Regions from separate parts of the Homo sapiens genome. Here region 2 is linked to region 1. The links are chromatin loops, found by intact Hi-C in ENCODE. Cell type or tissue: heart right ventricle. All regions are shown on one strand. Each heading gives the region's core, and the rest is flanking DNA. Links, peaks and the distances in the headings are about the cores only.

What was found. A loop is a pair of places that touch in the nucleus more often than their neighbours do. Peaks named below come from ENCODE experiments on the same cell type or tissue, not always from the same donor. Only the 100,000 strongest peaks of a DNase experiment are listed, where the experiment ranks them.
Region 2: it touches region 1 in a loop (6-fold over the local background); 28 of 110 quality-filtered maps call a loop at or near these places.

Annotation. Positions count from the first base shown.
Region 1 is chr10:90,911,988-90,921,174 of GRCh38, reverse strand. It overlaps ANKRD1 (ankyrin repeat domain 1), which reads left to right and starts at 88. Exons shown (of 9, transcript NM_014391.3): 1 at 88-174; 2 at 827-1,006; 3 at 1,907-2,044; 4 at 2,203-2,310; 5 at 3,345-3,443; 6 at 4,906-5,004; 7 at 5,295-5,393; 8 at 5,534-5,632; 9 at 8,199-9,079. The coding sequence starts at 148. The coding sequence ends at 8,309. In heart right ventricle, for the core only: no CTCF peak of the experiment used is centred there; a DNase peak (open chromatin) is centred at 5,270; H3K4me3 peaks cover 4,981 bases; H3K27ac peaks cover 6,464 bases.
Region 2 is chr10:90,965,280-90,974,466 of GRCh38, reverse strand. All of the region lies in intron 3 of XLOC_008559 (a long non-coding RNA gene), which reads right to left. It overlaps LOC107984252 (a long non-coding RNA gene), which reads right to left and starts at 8,445. Exons shown (of 3, transcript XR_001747547.2): 1 at 8,113-8,445. In heart right ventricle, for the core only: a CTCF peak has its summit at 3,961 (motif pointing right); no DNase peak of the experiment used is centred there; H3K27ac peaks cover 6,295 bases.

The DNA.
Region 1 (9,187 bases), core at 551-8,550:
GGTGGGAGTGTTACTTCGGTTCCCAGGTTGGAAGATTATCTCACCCGGCCCCAGCTATATAAGCTGACCGGTGTGGAGGGGCCCAGCAGGGCCAACTCCAGGGATTCCTTCCACGACAGAAAAACATACAAGACTCCTTCAGCCAACATGATGGTACTGAAAGTAGAGGAACTGGTATGTAAGATGCATTAATTTTATAAAATGAAAACTGGTTCATCTTGGTTTTTATTTGAAAATTGAAATGCCCTTTGCTTTCAGGTGTAATGCAAGGGAACTCTGAAAATGTCATATATGGAAAAAGGTTGATGTGATGAAACAAGTGAAATTGGAAAAAAAAAATGGAGCTACCAGTAATGAATTCTCTGCATATTTCCTATTTAATATCTTCTCCTTTGGTTTTATTACTACAGTGTGGAATCACGTGTAGTTATCAAAATGTCTTAGGGAAGAAGTGTTATTGAAAGAATGTAAGCCCGGAAACTTTACAATAAGGCGAAACTCATCAAAAGTACCTAAAGTTGAGTTTTAATTAAGCAGAGAAGGTTTTTGATTTTCCTAAAAGAAATGTGATTAAGCAGATTAAAAGTAGATTTAATCTGTCAACCTAACCCAAGCTTTGATTTAACCAAGAGAGTAGGACAAGCATCTGAAGGTAATTCTGGGACAATTGTAGCAGTGTGCATCGCAGCTTGAGATCTGAGAGTGCACTGCTCAAAGGTGGCTGTTCCCAGGGGAGAAGGACCAAGAGCCTCCTGCGGCATTGTCTGTGAAGAATGACCCAGGACGAGGCTGCTGCTTCTGACGCTGCCATCTTCTTCCCTCATAGGTCACTGGAAAGAAGAATGGCAATGGGGAGGCAGGGGAATTCCTTCCTGAGGATTTCAGAGATGGAGAGTATGAAGCTGCTGTTACTTTAGAGAAGCAGGAGGATCTGAAGACACTTCTAGCCCACCCTGTGACCCTGGGGGAGCAACAGTGGAAAAGCGAGAAACAACGAGAGGCAGAGGTGAGAGCCATCTGTGGAATCCACTAGTAGGATGTTGGGGCTGGGGTAGGGAATGGAAATGTCAGGGAAGGAGAAGAGAGAAACAAACCCAATCATTAAGATGTCTCTTTACCAGATTCTAACCCGTAAAGAGGCAACTTGTATGGAACAGGTTTTGGGAAATAACTCTTTGACAAGACTATGACCTCTGAATTCTGAATCAATGAATAAATGTGCTGTGACCATGTTTTGATTGAAAGATACACATGTCCAGTGAATTCCTGATGTTACACACCATGTAGTTAATCCCAAGCAACGGAGATCTCTTTTTCTCAATAACATGGTCTGTGGTCCATAGATCATTGTTTAACTGTCTGCTATCTGTGTTGACACAATCTGTGTTTCTGGGTGAATTTTCCTTAATTACTAACACAGATAAAATTTGCTTTAGTTAGCTGTGGTCCCTGGACAGTCTGTTTTAGAAGGCTCTGCTTAGTGAAAGAGAATGACATTGATATTTCAGAGCTTAACATTTATTGTTAGATTCTTTTTATCATGCTCAAAAATTAAACCAAGTTTTGAGCATAATTTTAAAAATCCTTTAAAAATCTAAGACTTGCTTATGGCATTAATTACAAAGTCATCACTTAGAGACCAGATCGTGTCCTCAATTGGTCAAGGGCTGATTCTACAAGCAACAGAAGTAAAGATGATGGCAATTAGCTGAAAATTAGACTCCCAGATAAATATCTGAATAAGAAATCCCTAAAATGAAGTCAAAGATTTATATAATTTTTAAAAAATGTTTTTGCTCAAACTGTTCACATGTTTATCTCAGACCTTGCAGATTTAGTTTAGACACAACCAGAATGCTTGTCAGTAGAACTCACCATATTTTTGAAATACGAATTTCTTTTTTAGCTCAAAAAGAAAAAACTAGAACAAAGATCAAAGCTTGAAAATTTAGAAGACCTTGAAATAATCATTCAACTGAAGAAAAGGAAAAAATACAGGAAAACTAAAGTTCCAGTTGTAAAGGAACCAGAACCTGAAATCATTGTAAGGGCTTTTTTTTTGGTTTCCAGTAATACATGTCCAGTGTTGTGCTACAGGGGAGCAAATATCTGTGGAGGGTTTGATTGAATGCTGGCAAGCTCACGGTAACTCTCATGCTATATATATATATATATATATATATTTATTTATTTTGGCTTTAGACGGAACCTGTGGATGTGCCTACGTTTCTGAAGGCTGCTCTGGAGAATAAACTGCCAGTAGTAGAAAAATTCTTGTCAGACAAGAACAATCCAGATGTTTGTGATGAGGTAAGACTCATGCAAAGCACTGCAAAATCCAGCTCATTAATTTTATGTTTCTTATGCTTTACTCCAGTCTTGCTAATATAGTGCCAAAGTCCTTCCACCTGAAACAGTTTCCCCAGCTGTTGCTGTGTATGCCAGGAGCCTAATAGGAGAGTTCAGTGGTCCAAAAAATAAATAGATATTAGATCAGTGATACGGATTGCATTGTTTTTTGCACTCATATACATCTGGCTGATTTTTCAGTTTTTCTTTAACTTCTTAGATTCTTGGGATAAGACTTTTAATGTGGGCCAAAAAGTCACCTTTAGAGATATATTATTAGCATCATCTTTGATTAAAACCAAGCACGTCAACACTAGATAAGAAATCTGGAGATTGGAGTTCAGGGGCCAGTTGTACCACTACTTGGCTATTTGGTTTTGAGCAGCTAATTTGCATCCTCTGGGCTGTGGTTTCCTTATCTGTAAACATGGGGCATTGGAGTGAAATAACGCCTAAAGTTGTTCCAGCTCTAATAGTTCATTAGCCCATTCAAATAAAGCCAATTTATCAGAAATCACTAATCTTTTTGTATTCTTTCCCCCATGAAGTGAAATTGGGGACCGCTTCTGAAGTTGAACTAAAAACATGTCTCCCATTCTCCTAAAAATGAATGGAAACTTTTTGATAGTCTAGCAACAGTCCCAGATGCAAGAAAGCTGTCTGATCTGCATGGTAATGCTACATGAACAAGGAAGGTGCAAGATAGAAGAAACGGAGATGTCAGCATTTAGATAGTTTTGAGCCTTTAAGTTCACACTCCTCAACGTAGGCCTTTGAGCCCTTGGAAATGTATATTGGAGGAAGCTCAAATATTAGTTGCAGGATAATTGTTCTGATTCTGCAATTTTAGTTAACTTTGACATTTCTATTCATAAAGAAGCACTTGAGTTTCTATCAGTTAGGTCATCAGAATCTCCAGCTTCATAGCTCTTAAAAGGGTTTACACACATTTTTATATTTATTGCTATCTCTGTTTAAAATCTCTGTTCTGATAGTATAAACGGACAGCTCTTCATAGAGCATGCTTGGAAGGACATTTGGCAATTGTGGAGAAGTTAATGGAAGCTGGAGCCCAGATCGAATTCCGTGATATGGTAAATATATTTCTTTGCTTGGGAATGAGCCAAAAGAAGTAGACTATATGAAGCTCCGGAAAACCTCCAATGCAAAACCGAGCTGATTGGATTGAAAATTGATCTGAGAGAACTAGGCAAAAGCTCATTTCTCCAAATAAAGGAAAGTTGGGAGATGAGAGTAGGTCATGTGAAAATATTTTCCATACATACTGAAAATAGAGGAATATTTCAGGGAAAAGAAGGAAGTGAAAGCTGTTAAACTGAATTCAATATCCTCATCAGCGAGTTAGTCATTCATTTTCGACACTTGCCTTTCAACAGCCTTGTCCCTCCATTGTTCACAGGGCAGCCTGCTTATGGTTGGCTGCCAGCAACATATACGAATTCTCTAGCTGCACACTTTATATGATAGATGCCAATTGCTACCAATGAGATTTGGGGCTAGACTGCATATGAAATGAATTGCATCTATGGAAAGTAGCTGCTATTCAGACCTCAATAATTCAATCACTGTGATTTCTACGAAGACCAGTATGCAGCATAATTTATGAACTGAAGATTGAGCTGGGAAAATTCTTTATGTATTTAAATGCAGCTCATTTTGACTTTATAGCAAAGCGGCAACGGGATATCAAAGAAATCCAAGGGACTTGGCCAAAATTGAATCCAAAACATAAACACATTGAAAAAAAAATCAAGAAACAAAATATGAAGTTTGCATGGAAACTAAAAATCATGAGTGTGGGATTAAGGCCAGGGGCATACCAACCACATAGATCAGTGAGGAGAGGGTCTCCTAGGGGTAACTATACACGTTACAACTGTAGACACAAGTGACTACAGTTGAGGTACAGAGGCTGTGCTAGCAAAAATGAGCAGAAAACCCACAGAAGTAGAGAAAGAGCGACAGGGACCCTAGATGAGGTGTCAGATCCAGATTAAAATATTTTGGAAGGGACTACTTTTATTCTGCCAAAATTTTTAAATACATGTGTTTAGAACTTTTGTGTACATTTGACAAAAGAAGTTAGAAGTTCCAGGCAGAGGGGAGTTTGACTGTGTATTCTGCCTCTTATTAGTTGTGTTTCCTTGGGCTAGAAACTTGAACTTTTTGGAACCTGGTTTTTCTTATCTGCAAAATGTGCATAGCAACACCTACCTCAAAATGTTGCTGGAAGAATCAAGGTGTCTAAAGTGTAGCACCATGTTGGCATGAGAAATGTCTCAATAAGTGGCCATTCTTATTCTTTTAAAACATTATTAGATTTATTAAGAGCCTCCTAATAAGACACACATATGCACACACACACACACACACATGTAATTTAGCTAACACATTTGGTAAGAACCTTCGACTCCAGTTAGAATTGTCAATCTAGATGGGGACAACTCATTATTTTCACGGATGCCCTAGCAACCAGGTTCTAATTCCCCAGACCACATTCTCCTTCACATTGTCGGGTCTTCCCTCCCGGTATAGCTTGAATCCACAGCCATCCACTGGGCAAGCCGTGGAGGAAACCTGGATGTTTTAAAATTGTTGCTGAATAAAGGAGCAAAAATTAGCGCCCGAGATAAGGTATTCCTTCTTCTCCTTCTCCCTTCATTCACCCCCTCCCCCTCCCTGTCCCCCATCCTTCTCCACTTCTCCCACTCTTCCCCCTCCCCCTCCTCCTTCTCCCCCACCCGCCCTTCCCTCCTCCCCCACCCCTCCATCTCCTAACCTCGCCTCTCCATTAAAGTCATCTGGAGGCCCATGCTGTGTGCAGGCACCCTAGTGACCACTTCTCCCCCTCGCACATGTCTTGGGGTCTGGGACAGCCTCTGTCCTCATTCCTAGCGAATCAGCAGCGTTTTCCAATTTTCCAGTTGCTCAGCACAGCGCTGCATGTGGCGGTGAGGACTGGCCACTATGAGTGCGCGGAGCATCTTATCGCCTGTGAGGCAGACCTCAACGCCAAAGACAGAGTGAGTAGCTGGACACGCTCGGGTTTCCCAAAGCTTCATTGCTTTTGTATTTGGAATCACTCCCCCAAGCCTGGGTGCCCTTGCAGGACCCACTTCCTGGCCTCAGACCCACCTTGAACCTGTTGACTCTGCTTCTCTAGGAAGGAGATACCCCGTTGCATGATGCGGTGAGACTGAACCGCTATAAGATGATCCGACTCCTGATTATGTATGGCGCGGATCTCAACATCAAGAACTGTGTAAGTACTGGAAACAAGAAACACCGCTTGCAAGCTTTCCAATTTCCAGGAGCATTTCTTAAATAGGTGAAACGACTCCCACAATGGCAGTATTTGAGGGGTCTTCGATGGTCTAAATGCCCCTGCCCATTTCCCCAAGGACAGTGTTTATCTTGGCTAGGACCCAGTTCACATGGCCAGAGATGAGGGAAGTCATAGATACTGCTATGACCTCAGTGCCTGATACAGTGCATAGTAATTCTTTTACAATTTGGTCTTGGAAATGAAAGATAGTCAAAATTTGCTCATCCCCACAAACACCTAGAAGTCCAATCTGCTTTGGCCATTTCTGTCTGTGCAAGGGCTGAGGAAGTTAGAAATAAAGGCATCCACCATTTCCAAAATGTCCTAAAATTCCACAAGGGTCAGTGCAGCCAGTGAACTAAGGTTAATCAATATCCAATCTGAGTAATTCAGAAAGTCCCTTTCCTCCTTACAGCAATGTGAAATGTCACCATTTTCTTCCAGGGGTAGCTGTGCTTTTGCCTGTATTTTTTTTCAGATAATTTCTATCCATTCTCCACTTGGATTTGTCTTCACATCTCTCAAAATAATTTCCTATATTTAGGCCCTGAAAATTCTTGTATAAGTACATATTAATTTAACTTCATCTGTAAGCAGGGAACATAACCAACTTTTCCTCATGGTCTCAATTTCCAGACAAACACCATCTAATATAAGCTTAAAAAATATTGCCCAGAGGAACAGGTATAAATTTCTGAAGAAATAATTTTAAAGAAGCTTTTGAAGAATCACTTTACAAAAAAGAGTGGGGGGGGGGGGAGGGAAACTCAGTCATCATATAAATGCAAATAATTTTCTCCCCTTATTTGTGTTGCAAAGACTGAGAGGAATATCTTATCTTTTAAAACAAATCTGGCTTGGTGACAGGATCAAAGAATGGTGATAAATGAAGATTGCTTGGGATGGGAAAGTGTTAACAGTAGGGCTTCCTCAGTCTAGATATTGGAATTGATCCTATCTAATATTTTTTTAAACTATCAGAAAAAGAGCAGGTTAAATGAAATCTTGAAAGCTGCAGAAAATGTGAAGATTTTTTTTCAGGCAGTGAGACACTACCAGCAGAGACAAATAGCATACAGGTTTAGGGAGACTGTGTAAGTAGCCAGAAAAATCACAATATAAATTTCAATGGAGAGAAGTGCAAGGAATTTATGGAAGAGTAGCCCAAAATATACAAATACGGCTTAGGGTTCTGAATTATCAGTTAGATATTAGCATCAGGTTTATGGAACTATTAATGTCATTGACCCAATGGATTGATGTTTCCCCCAAAGATCAATAACCTATTGATGCCATCTTAAGGAGATTGGGAGCAGCATACAATATTTTCTCATTATCCAAAACTGTATATTCATGTCTACTGATGATTGTTCCTAGAGAAAGACACTACAGAGGTGGGGAAGTTCCAAAATGAAGGTTATAGGGCCACTAATTTAAATACCTACAGATCTCATAATCTGACTGCAGACTGACCTCACTGTGCCGGGCAGATGGCCTAAGTGACTTCAATGTGTGGCTGTCAGGGTCTGTGCACATAACTCTTTTAAAGGTGGCCCTTCCCCAACCCAGTCTATGTTGCTCTGTGGAACCATGGGTACCATGTTTTTAACTCTTCTGATTTTTTCATAGAAGTCACAAATCCAGCTCTTGGTTTCCAACTGTTGCCAATTCATACTAATCTTAAAAAAAATCTAAGTTCTGTTTGGGTCAAAACAAAACAGGTCTCTATTCTGGTTTGCATCTCAAAGCTGCCAATTTGCAGTCGCTGGGTTAAAAAGAAACTTCTCAATGAATAGAGATGGAAAAATTTTGGACTTCTCAGATCTATAGATGAGAATTGAGAGATGACATGGTTTTAATATTTTTAAATCTTGAGACACGTGCATAAGGGAAATCAAAATTTCGTCTCAAAAATTATTTGTTCACATGTGTCATTGCCATCAACTCCAAGAAAAATACATTTCCTGGGAGAGTCCATTGAAAATTCTGACAAGTTATGAAAAATCTGCTCCCAGGAACAGTAATAGTACCCAAGCAGTACCTAAGTCCTTAAGCCAAGTTATTGATGCAGCTCATTTACCATCATTTCTTATCAATCAAAGAACTATCATTCAAATGGATAGGCACTGATTCTTGGTCCAAGAGGCATGCTCCCACCTCCGGGAGTCCATTCCACAGGATACTGGAAGATGTATGGAGACATTTTATAAATTTCAAAATGACTTGAGGTGCTCTTGACACATAGTGTCTAGGGACAAGGGATTTTACCAATACCTGGGATGGTCCCACGTGAAAAAGATTTTTGCTCTAAAATGGCAAAAGCATCCCTCTGAGAAACAGTGAAGGACTGGTTTGAGTATAAACTGCAGATCACTCCTGGTGGAAACCATAAAACACTGTTATAACATATACCTAATCCTTACCTCATGAAACACACACAGAGAATGTGAATTTACAGATGTCACCCACCTGAAAGTCAACTTTCCTTATCTCATTTGATTAGGCTGGGAAGACGCCGATGGATCTGGTGCTACACTGGCAGAATGGAACCAAAGCAATATTCGACAGCCTCAGAGAGAACTCCTACAAGACCTCTCGCATAGCTACATTCTGAGGCAAACGACAGACTCTTAATCAGTAAATGTTCACTGGCATTTTGAAGGCATGGCCCAAGAGAAGAGACACTAGCCATAAAATCTAGTTTCTATTTATCAACGTGTTGTGAAGATGTACCTAATGAAGTTTTGAGAAAGCACAGGGTTATAGGTGTTTAAATTTCCTTTAGTGAAACTCTTATTTATTTTTATGTATTCCTGTTTATTTATTTACTGCCACGCTACTGATATTCAGACCTTCATGATCATCCATCTGGTGAGCAGAGCTTCATTTGTATATAACACTTTCAGAGCCTTCCCACCCATAGGTAGTTCTTAAACCAGGTGAAAGAGCAAAGTTCAAGTGCCTACTTATGTGTCATTCGCTCATGTAAGAGTTTTTAAGAGAGGGCTGATTATCACAGCCCTCTTTTCTCCTGAATTTTTAATGCAGAAGTTTGAATGAAGCAAGGGAAGGCATGTAGGGACAGGAAAGGAAACAATGGAAGGAAAGTGATTCTGTGAAAAGGACAGTGAAGCCAGCTATTTTACCCCCAGGCTGGATTTTTTTTTTTTTTTTTTTTTTTTTTTTTTACCGAGTACACAGAGTACCCAAGTGAAGAGAACGTCATGAGTGTAAGTGCAAATCAGTGGAAGGAGCGGCAAACTGGGACATGCAGAATTGAATTTGCTCAAAAAAGATGAAAGGAAATGCAAACTGTAAATGTATAAATGTATATTGTATTGTATGTACATTTTATATTCATAATAAAGGCAATCAAACTCTAAACCTCTAAGTCCTTCTATAAGTGTGGTGGAAATGTCCTATGTGAAAAAAAAAGCTATATAGGAGGGTTTTTTTTTTCCATTGTTTTCCAAGTTTTGCAGATTAGAAATG
Region 2 (9,187 bases), core at 643-8,642, 53 kb before region 1:
AACTCTCTATAATACCTATAATACTTCTTTCCTACCCTTTGGCTGCTTGCTCTTTGATTGCCTTTTTGTGTTACAACAATTTTATAATATGTTCTATAGCAAGAAAAGGATAAAAATTTAGATCACGTCTCTTGCAAGGTTAATAAAAAATTCATTTAAAAAAATTATGGATAGTTTCAAAACATTAATTTTAGCTTCACAACTCCCTACTGGCATTATTTAAATAAAACATACTTAAGACTAGATAGTTGCACACTTTGGACTGATCAGAACTGTGTCAATAAGAGTTGTTCCTTGAAAATGGACCTCATTTTAAGAAGGTTTATTTGGCAGTTTTCAGTGCCTGGGGCATGTATGGTGATATGGAAAAATGGCCCATGAGTAGGGTCCATATCACTGCTTATCCAGGTAGATTTTCAGACTGGAGTTCTTGATCACTTAGTGTGTCGTCCAAAATATCTGCCCAGCACTTCAGTTTATGTTTTTTTTTTAAAATATGTCATAGACATGATTAAGCAATTCCACCTCTAGAATTTATTCTACAGGTAGATTATTTTTCTTTCTTCACACTGCATATGCAACCCATCAGCAATTCTCGTTGGCTTTTTCTCCAAATGCTTTCCTAAATTGAGTTCTTCTTATCAGCCTCAGTGTTGTCCCCTGTTCTAAGCTGCAGTCACTTCCCTCGTGGATGACAGCAGTAGTCTATAGCTATCTTGCAACTTGCTAGCTTATTTTTACTTCCCTATCATCCACTGCCCCTACCTCACAGCACCCAGAAAGATATTTCTAAAGCAAAACTCAGCTCTTGTCATTCTCCTGCTTAAAACCTCAGATGGCTTTGAATCATGCTGAAAATAATGTGCAGCTCCCTCAGGGCCTCATAAATATGGCCTTGCCCATTTCTGGACCTCACTTTCTTCCACTCTTCCCCTTGGTCATCATGCTCCAGCCCCACAGATCCTCTTTCTGCCACTCAAACATGCCAAGCTTATTTCCAACAGGACCTTTGCACATGCTGTTCCTCCCACTTACAACATGCCTGACCAGCTCTGCAAAACAACTATGCTCATCCTTCAGGCTCAGGTTAGGCAGCCCCTCTCACAGGGGCCTCTCTCATTGCCTTATCTCACATAGCACTCTCCCTCCAGGTTTTTACCATATGCTTCCTTTTATAGCATTTTTTTTTTAGTATCAAGAAGTATCACATTGTATATATTTTTATACATTTTTGTCTCTACGAGAATATTGGCCCTCAAACTGAGATACACAGGCCTCCTGAGGTACATGAGGCCTTTTAAGGATATAAGGGTATAAAGAATCAGTTTTAAGGGAATCTTTTTCCAGATACCTAATTTCCGTATGAAATTTACCTGCAATGGAGACATTACGCTGGTTCTCCATTTCCCATTCCCCTGTCACAGTCGTGCTTCTCTTATGAACATGCCACTCACTCAGCCTGAACTTACTGTGGGTATAAAAAAGTCTAGGGCTGGAAAAATGGGGCAATTAAAAATAAAATATTTCAAAAGTAAATGACTTTAATGACAGGATTTTAAAAAAATCTTTTCCCAAGCATTATGGTGTTTCCCAAGCATTATGGTGTTTAATGATTTGCTTCAGGAAAATTAAAAGAGGGCCAAATATTTTTTTCAAAGATCATTAAAAATTACTTTAACATGGATCACTATGTGATTTTCTGAATATAACTTAGAAGGCACTCAAATGATTAAGTGGCATTGAGAAAGCAAAATGTTTTCCATCTAATTTCCTTCTAATTATTTATGTAAACCAAGTTTCTTAATGCTTATATTTATAAAAACAAAACTGAGAAATAGAATTGATGTTGAATCCTCTTATTCTAGCAATAAGTGATATTTATCCATAAATATACAAACCAACTGTAAAAACAGTCCTGTTAAGTTTCAGTAAGAAAGGACTATTCAATAAAATTTTATTTCTTATGTTTAATAAGTACTCACTAAAATTTATAATACAGTTCTGTTGTTTTGATCAATCAGGTTTTAATATCTATTGTATGTTAACTGAATCCCGATGAAAATTTTAACACTAAGAACTTTACAGTCACAAGAATAAAAATAATGAATTTCAATTGACAGAAGTATATTTGTTCAAGATAACTATCAACAAAAGAACTTTCAAATTTAAAAATATATTAGGATGAAATTATACAGAAGAAATGGAATGGAAATACCAGTCAAGAGAGAAAAGGAACAAATTAAAATTTGCGATTATTAAAATGAACTTTTCATACTTTTTTTTAAATGAATAATGTTCATATAAATAAGAAGAATTGGTTGGACATACAAAATGCTAGAAACCCAGCTTCCAAAATTGCATCCAGAGGGTCAAGTGTTATTAGGGACTTTATAGACTTTTCCATCTCAGTAGGAACAGAAAACTTTTATTACATATACTTCCGTGTGATTATCACATGTCCAACTCCGGTGTGTTTTCCAACACTTTATGTAAGCAAGCAGGGGCTGCCTGAACTGTCCTTCAACTCCACAGGGCCTGCTTGTATGCTAGTCACTCAGTGGTGACAGTCATAAGATTAAAGCAAACAAACAAACAAATGAAAAATGTTCTATCTCAGCCAGATTGTAGGCAGGAAGGCTCTTTTAACTCAGAGAGGGATTTCTTCTAGGAAAACTAGATGGGAAGCCCACTCCCCTCATAAGAAAGAGAAAGACAAACAACCTTTGTTTTTTTTTTTTTTTTTTTGAGACGGAGTCTCACTGTCGCCCAGGCCGGAGTGCAGTGGCGCGATCTCTGCTCACTGCAAGCTCCCCCTCCCAGGTTCACGCCATTCTCCTGCCTCAGCCTCCTGAGTAGCTGGGACTACAGGCGCCCGCCACCACGCCCGGCTAATTTTTTTTTTTTTTTTTTTTTTTTTTTTTTTGGATTTTCAGTAGAGACGGGGTTTCACCATGTTAGCCAGGATGGTCTCAATCTCCTGACCTCGTGATCCGCCCTCCTCAGCCTCCCAAAGTGCTGGGATTACAAGCGTGAGCCACCGCGCCCGGCCAACAAACAACCTTTTCTTTGCTTGAGATGTGGTTTTCTGGAATCAGAGTAAGAGTAAAAAATGGCTTCAATAGACAAAGATTCCTGTCAACTAATTGCCATAGAATATAAGACTTAGATCAGCTGCTCAAAGCAAATGAATTTTTAAGTGGCTTTATGGCCCTAAAGCATTCGGTCACCTAGGGGTACAGCCTTGTATGAGTCTATTCTTGCATTGCTATAAAAAGATATCTGAGACTGGGTGATTTATAAAGAAAAGAGGTGTAATTGGCTTACAGTTCTGCAAGCTGTACAGGATGCAGAGCGGCTTGTCAGGAGGACTCAGGAAATTTTCAATCACGGTGGAAGGTGAAAGAGAAGCAGGCACATCTTAGATGGCCGCAGCAAGAGCAAGATAGAGAGCAGGGAGGTGCTACACGCCTTTTTTTTTTTTTTTTTTTTTTTTTTTTTTTTTTTTTTTGAGACGGAGTCTTTCTGTCACCCAGGCTGGAGTGCAATGGCGCCATCTCTGTTCACTGCAAGCTCCGCCTTCCGGGTTCACGCCATTCTCCTGCCTCAGCCTCCCGAGTAGCTGGGACTACAGGCGCCAGCCTCCACGCCTGGCTAATTTTTTGTATTTCTAGTAGAGACGGGGTTTCACCGTGGTCTGGATCTCCTGCCCTCGTGATCCGCCCGCCTCGGCCCCCAAAGTGCTGGGATTACAGGCGTGAGCCAACGCGCCTGGCCCGCTACAAGCTTTTAAACAACCAGATTTTATGAGCACTCACTCATTATCATGAGAGCAGCACAAAGCGGGAAATCTGCCTCCACGATCCAGTCGCCTCCCACCAGGCCCTTCCTCCAACATTGGAGATTACAATTCAACATGGGATTTGGGCAGGGACACAGATCCAAACCATATCAAGCCTGCACTCATTTATCCTGCAGGTGTCACCTTTGTTCTGACTAACCATTCTAGCAGTGACTACACAAGTGGCCTGCATCATTTCCCGACTTTAAAACTGCTCTCATTAAACTGTGCTTTGGTGTTTTGTCATCAGGATGTTATAAGAAACAATCCCATGAAATCCATTAATTCATTGTCACATTTATTGTAGGAATATGGTTGAGGGTGTGAATCACCATTTTACACAGCATCTTCCTTACAAGCAGCCCAAGGTAGAATTTTTTTTCAAGTATCATAATCGGGAATATAGTTTTATTTCTTCTGAGCATCTGGGTGAGTTTTAATCTTGTGGACACTCTGGCCAACATGACTAAGCAGCTTTTGCCCTGTACTGATGGCTGTGAAGTTTGAGTAGACGGATCAGCCTGTACCAGCAAGTATCCTGGAATTCATGGCAAACATTTTTGTGAATGTGTGCTCACTTGACTACTAGCTTCATTTTTTTCTTCACTATTTTTTTTTCACCCTACTTTTCTCATATACTGAATTAATCAGGACCTTCAGCCAGGTCAGAAACTCAACATAATTGAAAAAAAAAAAAGAGAGAGAATCTATGATATCTACTAAGAAATCCCAGGAATCAATCTAGCTTCAGCCATGGCTGGATCTGGGAACTAAAAAACAAACAAAATGAAAAAATCTCACATTTCAGCTATAAGCTGTCTCTCTCTCCATCTCAGAGCTCTTCTCTCTTCTGTGTTGACTCCATTCTCAGATTCCTGCCTCCCTGCCCGGGGGCTCTGGCAGCACCAGGCTATTGTCCTACAGTTAGAAGTGCCAGCGGAGGCCGGGTGTAGTGGCTCGCACCTGTAATCCCAGCACTTTGGGAGGCCAAGGAGGGCAGATTACGTGAGGTCAGGAGTTTGAGACCAGTCTGGGCAACATGATGAAACCCCATCTCTACTAAAAATACAAAAATTAACCACGTGTGGTGATGGTGCATTTCTGTAGTCCCAGCTACTCAGGAGGCTGACACATGAGAATTGCTTGAATCCAGGAGGCGGAGGCTACAGTGAGCTGAGATCGAGCCACTGTACTCCAGCTTGGGGGACAGAGGGAGGATCTGTCTCAAAAAAAAAAAAAAAAGTTCCAGTGGAAGAAGAGCTTCTCTTTCCCCATCATTTTGACAAAGTCCCCAGGATTGAGTTTCTGTGAGTCACTTGGCCAAGCCACTGCGACCAGATGGATGGAATTTACCGATAGGGCAGGTGTGGATTACATGCCTTCACTCAGAGCTTGTGATGAAATGGTACCAGTTCCACCTGAGAGGTAGATCATTTCCCCAGAGAAAATAATAAGGGTAAAATGGATATGAGGCAGGCAAAACCACAACCCACCGTGTCCATTTACATTCAATTTTAACTTTTAAACTGAAGCATATACACTTTTATAAGCCCCTTATAAACTTTTTAGAACAAAGTGAACCATTGAAAAATAAATGGGAAATCAAATCGTAATTTGTCAGTTGCTTACGGAGAATAAAATCAGAACAAAGGAATTTGTGTGTATGGTTCAAGTATTTTATGGCTTTGGGCTCTTAAGGGCTGAATCATCTGTCAGTGCAACTAGGAACAGATAAATCACATCTGTGGGTCAGCCCTGGAGACAAATTGCAGGTGCTTGCTTCCTGCACTTTCCTTTTATACAGCTACTGTTGTCCAGCTATTCTGACCCCTCTTGGTTATGATAATACTATTCACTCTGTGCTGTTTCAGACAAGCCAATGTTGCTAGAATTCCTGGGCCTTGCTGCTTCAGACCTGAAAGGCAATCTGTCTTTTATTTGTCTTTGTATATATTTTGTCACATCAATCACGGACTGAATTTATATTTAACTCCGAGAGCTTGAGGGGTAGGGAGGATGCTGTTGAACCAATTAAACACTTACAATGGAGACGAAAGATTACTCTTTTCTTTTTACAAATGTTGTATGCCAGAGGCAAGTTGGAAGGTTGAATGCCCTTAGTTGCTAGTGGTGATAGGGCAGGCTTTGCCACCAATTGGCTAGCAGTCTAAGATAGGGAGTGGTAGAAATGAATAAAACAATTACACTGGATTTGTGCTGTACTCTCAGAATATAGGAAAGTGTCACTCGAGCAGTTTCTCTAGAAATCATGAAGAAGGCAGTGTAATTAACATTCAGATTCAACTATCTGCTAATATCTTCACAGTGTCTCAGGGGACAAACATTTCTTGGACTCCTATAGAAGGATACTGCTAGAATTAACATTAGCACTTGTATTTCATTGTTACGAGGTTGGCTGGATCTTTACTCTTCTCTGCCTCCTTTCCTCCACCTGGGAAGGGGAGAAATTAGGGATAACAGGATTCCTCATTGTCAGTTAACACCAGAGAGCTTCACGATAACCCTGAGCATGGAAGGGACAAACAGTCCCTGAGCTCCATAAGTCCAGAGTTATTATTTCACAAGAATGAGGACCAAAGTTCTGTTCAGATGGGAATAGGATCTGCTCACATAGGCTACTGGGGTATTACCAGAAGAAAACAAGTCCTCTTACTGGTGAATAGTGTCAGATTTTAAAATATTAAGGAGGAAGCTAACGGTAACCTGAAATGGAAGTCTGTCTTTTCTGTCCCTCTACCTTCACTCCGTTCTCATTCAGCCGCATCCTCTCCCCTCATCCATGGAAACCAGAACTCATGCTCCCAACCTCACCTTCTACTCTGCAAGATCAGCATGGATTGGCCAGAAGAAAGAGAGAGCTGGGGAGAGGGAGGCATCCACCATGAGGCCCCAGGTCCCCGCAGGCTGTAAGGACTGCAAGGTGATTAGAGGATGGGGGGACCAGAAGGACAAGGCATGGATAACTCTCTTCTTCATCACATCCTTGCTTATCACTGCTTGTTCTACTTGGGATCTTTTTTGGTTTTCTTTTTTTAGGGACAGGGTCTCACTCAATCACCAGGCTGGAGTGCAGTGGTGTAATCATAGCTCACTGCAGCTTTGAACTTTTGAGCTCAAGTGATCCTCCCCACACAGCCTCCTGAGTAGCCTGGGACTACAGGCACACACTACCACAGCAGGCTAATGGTTTTGTTTTTATTTTTATAGAGACCGAGTCTCTTATTCTCCTCAGGCTGATTTCAAACTCCTGGTCTCAAGCAATCCTCCCGCCTCAGCCTCTGGAAGTGCTGGGATTTCAGGTGTGAGCCACTACACCCAGCCTTTAGTTGGGACCTTTAAGGCAACTAACTGAAAGTTTTAGAAAAGAACTACATAGCTTCTTTGATGTCCAATATGGGTTTGTTTTAGGAAAATGGGGCACGGGCATCGAATGAGCATCAGCAGCTCCCTTCCTGTGTCTCGGTAGAAACAGGATCCAGGAAGCCAGGATTGTCTGTCCAGAAAATAGCTCTGTTCCAACAGTTTCTACTTCCCAAATGGCTCCCTAGAGTCACATGGTGTGGGAGAGAAGAGGAAAGATGGCTAAGTAGTTTGCTGCATGTCTACCTGTCTGGTCCCATAATGAATTGAACCTTCCTTAAGGAAAAGCTCATTTCTTGTTTGTCCTTCCTGTCTCCCCTCAGGTGGTAACCAGATTCAATATCTTGCCCAGTGAGACTTTGCAATAAATGATTATTAATATTTATGCCAAAATCAAAAAATAACATTTATTGAGCACAGTCTCCCAGATTGGCTTTATGCTAATGGTGGTAGAAGATACAGGACAAAGTATTATAGGTGAGAAATACTGCTCTTAAAGAGTTAAAAAATATAACAAAAATAACAAATCGCATAGACATAAAAAGAAAGCTAACAATTTAAGTCTTTACAGTGAGAAAAGCTTAGAGAGATTCAGTCACATACACAAGGCATATAGATGGTAAGTGATGAAACAAGGATTCTAGCACTCTCCAAAACATCAAAACATTTAGCCAAGGAAGGCAGTAGGGAAGGGATTCTGGGGCATTAACCAAATAGCTCCAGGAAAAAGGTTTCTGAAAAATTAGCATCAAACCTGGACTAGGGTCTGATCTTCTAACTCCTGGTCCAAATTATTGTGAGATCTGGAAATTATTTTTTTTAAGCCAAAGATGTCTGAGTAATAGGCCAAGGTTGACTTTTTCTTATTGAGCTAGCTCTTTCTCAATACTCACCATGGTTAGCAGGTCTTCACACTGTCATTAGTTCTGGCTGACTCTCTTAAATGATGTCTTTAAGTCAACAGGTCAACTGTCTTCAGAAACATGATGAATGAGGGACACAGGAGGCTTCATGCCTGGTTTAAAACTTTCAGGGAGTTGACAGTTTTCAATCAACTTCTCTCTTGTTATCCAAATCTTTATTGGTTTGTTTGTTTTTCTTCCTGGTGATCCTAAGGCACCCAAAATTTAAGCTTCTTAGGCATCCCACAGCAGCTAAGTCTATTAAAACCAGAACCACAAGTAACTAAAACCCAAGACTCAGTGTTGTTAGGGAAAAGCCTCACTGAGAGAGCTGCACTTTGCAGCAGACTTTTTCATCAGTTTGTCCACTCTGCCCACACCCCCTCTTCATAAGAGGGAAGCAGATATGTAGAGATAAGAGGCCATGTGCCTGGGTCGCTGGCAAGAGGGATGTCCTGGTGGCCCAGCTGCTGATGCCAGTGCCCATGGGGCCTGCTGTCCTGTCTGCCCTTGGGTTCCACTTTTCGTCTTAAGATCATTTTAATGGTCCTGAACACAGACATCATTGCTCTTTATCCATTTGTCACTAGAGTCCTTTATTACATTTTGTGAGTTTTCATTTACATCTTTGCTGTACCGCTCTAGGTTTATGAGTTTACTTACCTAATTGGAGTAGTTACTTGGTTTTGCTTTCATGTAATCAGAACAAAATACATTTGGCTTATCCACAATAGAATATAACAGTAAGCCAAAAAGTAAATTGCAAGTATTTGGGGAGATAGGAAAAGATTATCTTCAGTTATAAATCTGAATTCTATCTCTAGTCACAAATTGTGAAGGGGGTTTCCAAATAGCTTTTAAAAAAATTGCTTGTTTCTTTTATTTATACAGGATCACCACATTCCATTATCTTAACTCTTAAAGTCTCTGAACTGGGAATGCCATATGGACTAATTCAATTGTCATTTTACAGATCAGGAAATTGAGTCTCAGAGAGGTTAAATGTCCCATTAGGCTGTTTGGCCCAGGAAAGGTTATTTTAGGCCAGCGCCTCCACCCCTGGCCT